2 separate regions of the Homo sapiens genome follow, and region 1 is linked to region 2. The links are chromatin contacts, found by Hi-C or POLR2A ChIA-PET in ENCODE. All regions are on one chromosome and are shown on one strand. Each heading gives the region's core, a stretch centred on a gene start or an enhancer-like site at or near the end of the contact. The rest is flanking DNA. Distances are from core to core; before and after follow the strand shown. Region 1 has its middle 37 kb from the start of ZBTB38. Region 2 holds the start of ZBTB38 (zinc finger and BTB domain containing 38).

Region 1 (3,347 bases), core at 488-2,987, 37 kb before region 2:
CATGTATTTTATATATATAAAATAATGAAGGAGAGATGACATATTTATTGTGGAAGAAAGGTGGCACAGTCACCAGGAGGTTCTTTGAAGAGTTCCTTCCTCTGGAGTCATGATGGGCACTGGGAGGTGTACGTGTCCAGTGTTGACTATAGCCAGTGGCCTCAGGGAGTGTGTCTGGTCCAGCTTTCAGCTGACAGCTTTCTCATCAGTGCTGGGTCACTGGCTGCAGCTGCAATTAATGCGCTCTCCTGACTAAGGGTACCATGGAACGTCCTCTGCCTTTGCCCCCCAGAGCCTTGGGAACAGATTCCTGGAAATTCTGAGCAAGGTGCTAGCAAGTCCATTGCAACCCACTCACCAGAAAGCCTTCCTCCACTGATGGGGGATGTACGGTGGCTGTCTTTGTCCCTCTGTGTCCCTTTTCTGATGATGTCATTCTCAGCCACCCTGTGGAGTTGTTGGAAAGAACACAGCCTCTGAAACCAGAGGACCAGGATGAGAGGGTGTTCAGGCCCTCCCTTGTTCAGGGACCTTGTGTCAGACACTCAGACTCTTTATGCTTCTGTTCTTGCCACCCTGCCCAAATGCACTGCTGTGGTTTGAATGCTCCCCTCAAAATTCACGTGGAAACTTAATCCCCAATGGGGCAGTATTGAGAGGTGAGGCCTTTAAGAGTTGATTGAATCATGAGGGCTCTGCCCTCAAAAGTGGATTAATCCATTCATGGATTAATGGTTAAAGGGTTATCACAGGAGGGGAACTGGTGGTTTTACAAGAAGAGGAAGAGAACCTCGCCATGCGATGCCTTGTGCTACCCCAGGACTCTGCAGAGAGTCCCCACCAGCAAGAAGGCTCTCACCAGATGTGACCCCTCAACCTGGAACTTCCTGGCCTCCATAACTAAAGGAAATACATTTCTTTCCTTATAAAATACCCAGTTTTAAGTATTCTGTTATAAGCAACAGAAAACAGACATGTACTTTCCCCATGTCTCCAGATCCTTATAATGATCAAAGAGAAGATATATGTAGAGTTCCTCTGTCAGCTCAAATATTATTACTAGCAGCATCTCTTTGAACTTTTGCTTATAAGATCTTCAATTCCAACTCCATCTCATGAGTCATGACATCAACTCTAAATATCTCATTTACTCTTCTGTTGAAGCATGCACTATGCAATGTGTGACACAGGTGAACGTGTACCTTATGGAATAACATGCCTAAGAGCTCTGGGGTGATTGGGCAAAGTCCTTGGTTATGTTCCCACCTGGAGAATCTATTTCACTCTAGGCAACTACTGGACAAATTCAGGCTACTGATTATGTAGGAGAGAGAGACAGAGACAGAGCTGGCTAGCCCTAATATGTCACCATCAAATTGTGTCCAGTGAGGGAATGTCTTACACTGTCGTCCCCATGGAAGTCTGTAGCCTGAGTACAGCTTTCACCTGTACAGCACTGATGTTTATGCCTGCTTCAAGAATGACTGTGTTTGGGTTGTTTTTTGTTTTTTGTTTTTTTTTTATTGCTCACACACAAATGAGAAGGAATTACTGTATTTTTGTGTAGGTGTTTGTGTTCACTTTGCTGGTTTTAGGAGAGACTTCAACATGGGGCCATTCTTCTCTGTATTCCTTAGGCTGCAAGTGTGTCATAGTAAGCTGAGGCTGAGCCTGAGGCTGGGAGAGAGTTAAGGTGTTTCCCATTCATGGGTTTGAGCAGAAGAGGAAAGATCTGAGAAGCGCTGACCGAGCCAGGAAGCTGCTTTCACCAGCCGATGAACAAGTGTCTGGTGATCATGCATCTGTGCTTGGACAGGATTCTTCTGGGAAGGCCTGTGAGTCAGGGCCCCTGGGAGTCCTCGGCTGGGGACTTCAAATGAGTCACTGTGCTTTCTGATGCCTGACAAATAAGTGGAAGATAATGCACTTGCCTTCAGTCTGGAAGACGTGTGACCCTTTGGGGAAGAGGGTCAGCAGCGGGGAATTGTGTCACCAACGTTTCTTTTTCTGACCCTTGGCCTTTCCTGCAGATCCACGTCAAACACCATAACTGAGCAGCTTGATGTCTCATTTTTGTGCTTATCTTGTTTTTCATCCTAATACTTTTTTCCTAAGTTGAATCATTCAGGGCTCTTGATGGCCTCTGAAATGAGTTGAATTTTCCTAGCCTGTCATTCAAATTCTGGCCCCTTCCTATTTTCCCATTGAGAATGCCCTGCTACTCCAACCAAATTCATCAGCTGGCCATTCCCTGAGTGCACCCAGACAGTTCCACCCTTGCTCACATTTCTCCTCTTGTCTGTGTCTTGTCTACACACCCCTTCTCTTTTTATGTAAACCTATTGAAATTCTGCTCTAGTCCCACATACTGGGTGGCAGTGGCCCCTTCCCCAACTACTCTAGCACCTGGCAACTCCTCTCAGCTCTGAGCCCTGCAGCCCTAGCTGCACCTCCAAACTTGGCACAGGCTCTCACCCGGCCACCTCTCCTTTATGTTGGGGATGTGTCTTGTACTTTGCTGTATTTCCAGAGCTTGTCAGGGGCTATAATATGTAATGGGTGCTCCATGATATTTGCTGTAGATAAGGATGAAACGATCTGCCGCCCTGAGCAATGCCCTGAATGCTTGTTCCTGGCGCCCTTGGCTTCTAGAAGAGCCTGCAGATGGAGTGGGGGAGGGATGCCGAAAGAAGAAACCCAGAGGGCAGCTCTGCTTATATATCTTCTGTACTGAGGTTTCAAGTAACATTAGCTTAAGAAAAAAGATTCTGTGCTGAAAATTTGAAAACTACTGGAAACTATTGTTATTGTTTCTACACCTAATTGATAAACTAGGGGAAATTCATACCCGACATTCAGTGGCACAGAGAACTCATCAGAAAAGGAAGGATACAGAACAAGTGTGGGCATTTTACATGGCACCAGGAAAAAAATACCTGTCCTGTAGAAAGGGGTTTCTTAAACAATGAACTTGCCAAGACCATCTAAATTCTAGAAGTTTGCATTTTGGGTCTCAAGAGGTCACAAGTGATTGAAGCTCCACAGTGAGTTCTACAAGGGGTTGGAGATCTGGCTCCTTTGTAAAATCCTTAGCAGGCCTTTGAGGGCCCCAGGGGACAGTGTAAAGCCCAGACTCATTGTTTGCTCCGGTAAAGCCTTGTTCGGATACAGGAGACAGAAGCCAATGCCAACTGGCTCAGTTAATAGGGGACTGGGGTTGGTGTGAGGTTATAGGTAAAGGAGACCTAGGACAGCAAGTCAGACTCAGCCAGGCCCAGGAAACCAGCACGGGAGAGTCACTCACATGGTTGGTTGCTCACTCCAGGCCCACTTCATCCCTGCTTCTG
Region 2 (3,288 bases), core at 698-3,197:
ACCTGCCTAGGGATTCAAACTACATGGAACAAGTGCAATTCCTCAGAGTGGCAACTGGCAGAGCTCCCAGGAACAAGGTAGAACTACACAATGTCCCAGGCATCAGAGGCATAGATTGCCTGAGTCAGGGAGAGTGGTCTCTGTGACCTGACACCCCACCCACAGTGGGAAGGAAAGCTGTGGGTGTGTTATCAAGGAGGCCTCCACAAGGGGCTGGAAATTCCTGGTTTTGTCTTCCTCTTGGAATGAGACATTTACTCTAAGAGAATCATGGAAAAGTACAAACCACAGAATCATAAACCACAGAGGGAGAAGCTACCTCGTAGGTCATTCTTATGCTGGGCCCAGATACCCCGATAAGCAGATGTTCTCTTCTCACCACCCCTCCTCGCCTTTGCTTGCCCACAGCCATTGCCAGGACTCTTCCTCAGGCCCAGAAAGGCAGCTGATTCCTGGTAGGAGGGCGCTAAGAGTAGAAAGTAACTACCATTGTCAGGTCCAGATCTGTTCCCAATCCCTTCTCACTCCTCCTGCACTCTAAAACCACACCACAGTTCCAACTCTTTCTGAGTCTGGAATCTTTGAGAGTGCCGTCATGTCCTTCTTCCTGTAGCCTTCTTGTCCACCCCAGATGGACTGACCCTCCCACCTACATCCATGAGGCCAGAAGGCAACAAAGACAAGCGTGGACTCTGGCTCCCGCCGAGGTACTCTGTACCCCGTGGCTCTCGGATTTTGCATCTACCACATGCCACAGGCTTGCGTCCATCCGACCTCCCTAGTTTCTCATCCCCACTTGAACCTGATGACTGATTCGCCCTCCTGGCTACGCTGAGTAAGCCACCCACTTGCCAAACCTCAGACCTGGTGTTGACGCAGTAAGAAGGCATGAGGCCCATGTTGCCAGAACATTCCTAATTGTTTCATTGTTTCCTTGTAGGATGTGGTTTCAAGTCCCATCTTTGTCTCTTTTCTCCTGGCCAGGTTGCCCTTGGTCAATATTCCTTCATTCACTCCAGCCACTCAGCACCGTGATTAAGAAAACAGGATGTGAGATTAGATGATCCAGGCTCTGCCATGAACTAACTAGCTGTGAGGCTTTAGAGAAGTGTCTTAACCTCTCTGAGCATCCATTTCTTTCTCTATAGCATTAGGAATATTAATAGTACCTACCTCACAGCTTTTTTGTTGTGATAATACCAATAAATGAAATAATCTTCATAAAGCACAGAGGCTTGAATGTTCACTCTAAGTATTTAATATGTGTCCTCTACTATTTTATTTTACAATTATCATTCCTTAATTCATCATATAATTACCAAGCCTCATGCCAGGCACTGAGATATAAATATCCCCTTTAAAGAGTGGTCATGTCTTAAATCCAGGAAGAGCTAGTTCATGTTGGCACCCAGGGTAGGGAGCGAAGCCCAGGGCCACAGCACAGAGGCAGAGGAGAATAGACACTGACCACCAGGAGCTGCCCGGGGATGGTGACAAAAGTGCCTTCCACCTTTCCGCATCTCTTTCAATACCACTGCAACTCCTTGAGTAAGGTGGGCACCACACAGAAGAAGGGGGATGGCAGAGGGGCAGTGAGAGGTCCCCAGGGAAACACCCTCTTCTTCTTCCCTGCTTCTCTGACAGAGCACGGCCATGCCTCTGCCATGCAGGAGGGTGATGTCCTTTGGGGAGGCCTTGTTGAATCTGTCTGGGGCTGTTCCGGAAGTAGGAAGGGCGGCTGGGGGTGGGGAGACGGCAGGAATGTTCTCCTGGCCTGCTGGTCTGTGCCGGCGAGTGTGCTGAGAGGAGGGCCTCTGGACATCAAAGGTTCCTTTTGTCCCCTTCCGAGTGGCAGGGCAGCCCGGCCCGGGCTGCTGGCGATGACTCAGGCCTGGCCCTGACGTCACCCACGCCCGGCCACTGGCCTCCCTCTGAAGCCAGGAAACTAGTTGGGGAGTGGCACTCGCAGCTGCAGCAAATCTCAAAATAAAGAGGCAACGGCCTTTCTCTTCCTCTCCATCTCCCTATAGCACACCTTTTATTTCTTTTCTTCTTTTTTTTAAGCCTCACGAAAGATTTTACTTGTAGATCAACTTTCAAAATGTAGGAAGTCAGAATGGGTGACATCATCAGAAAAATATGTGGAGCTGATCACAAGAAGTGAAGAACCCAGAGCACGAAAGCGGTTGTGACTCCTGGGCCCAGGGAGTTGACAGCGTCTGGGTTTCAGAGGAGCCAGCGCCTCCGAGTAAGTGAAGGCCCACTTTTGGCCCCCCCTCACTCAGCGCCCTTCACCGTAGGGCGCCATCTTGTTCCCTGACGCCTACAGCTTGCCAAGCCCCAGCCCAGAGTTGGGAGTAGGGACTGCATTTGGGAGACCCTCTAAATACGGCCCCAAAGGGATCTGATATCTCTCTCCACAGGATCAGAAAAGAATGCAAAAAAAAAAAAAAAAAACAATACTAAGACGGAAACCCTGGGGAGAACAGCCCAACTGATGCCTTTCCCTGTCAACCCTCTTGTTTTGCCTCCTCTTCCTCCCCTCACCTGAGTATTCCGTTTCAGGCTGTCAGAATGTTTGTTCAGAGTTCTGGATTGTTTGCTTCCTAGATCTTATACTGAGCGATCAGACATAAAAATAAACCCTGTTCTAGGCAAATACGTGTCCTGTGCCATCAAATGGTATTTTCACACTTAACCTGGTAAAATATGACAGCCCTGGTAAAAAGATGTACATAATTGTGCTGCCTTTACTGAGCACGTTTCTGATTGTTCTGTGTATGAACCTCCATTATCTTATCGCCCTGTTTACAGAGGACTTATTTTCATTCCTACTTGTGCCATCGTATCTGGGATGATATTAAGCACAAAGACACAATGTGTCTGTTTTAACTTTGTCTAAAAACTCATAGTTCTTTACAAAGCCTATAATTTCACGACCTCTGGAAGTTCCTACCCAAGAAAGTTAAGTTCCCAAGAGAAAAGTTTTGACACATACATGAGAACAGCACGTAGGCATAGAAATCATACCCTGATTTTCCCGGCTTCTAAGTCATCCCCTGAGTCAGCATCTAGTCTTCGTATAGCTGACGTACCAGGGGAGATCTGTTCTTCAGAAATTCTATGTTAAAATGACTGGGAGCGGGGAGGCGTAAGTCTCATTTTAAAGGCAGTAAGGAAGCTTGTCATTTACTGGAAAACAGTGGCATATTCCTTTGTAAATGGACAACTCCCTTTGGAAATTAACTATCACACACTAAAATATCTGTTTTATAGGCCTTATGTTTT

Evidence for each region. A loop is a pair of places that touch in the nucleus more often than their neighbours do. ChIA-PET counts read pairs that join two places held with the same protein, here RNA polymerase II (POLR2A). Pooled maps may share reads with other maps.
Region 1: a loop to region 2 is called in a map of endothelial cell of umbilical vein, with 4 times the contacts of the local background. The contact joins the enhancer-like site here to the promoter of ZBTB38 in region 2. A Hi-C loop is called at or near these places in 6 of 168 maps with a recorded cell type or tissue (Caco-2, GM12878, HepG2 and 3 more), 25 of 37 single-sample maps with no recorded cell type and 9 of 50 pooled maps. POLR2A ChIA-PET finds 5 or more read pairs at or near these places in 9 of 52 experiments (A549, AG04449, AG04450 and 6 more).

The regions. Positions count from the first base shown.
Region 1 is chr3:141,330,038-141,333,384 of GRCh38, forward strand. It overlaps a transcript of ZBTB38 not described here. Among named protein-coding and RNA genes, the nearest start is that of ZBTB38, 37 kb to the right of the region's middle. Within about 2 kb of position 1,738, at least 8 of the 41 ENCODE cell types and tissues checked have a DNase peak (open chromatin) inside an H3K27ac peak, as active enhancers do; they include GM12878 and endothelial cell of umbilical vein, where a contact is called at or near this core.
Region 2 is chr3:141,366,557-141,369,844 of GRCh38, forward strand. ZBTB38 (zinc finger and BTB domain containing 38) reads left to right here and starts at 1,948. Exons shown (of 6, transcript NM_001376113.1): 1 at 1,948-2,248. RefSeq lists enhancers at 747-1,522, 1,350-2,549, 1,615-1,844, 2,299-3,074.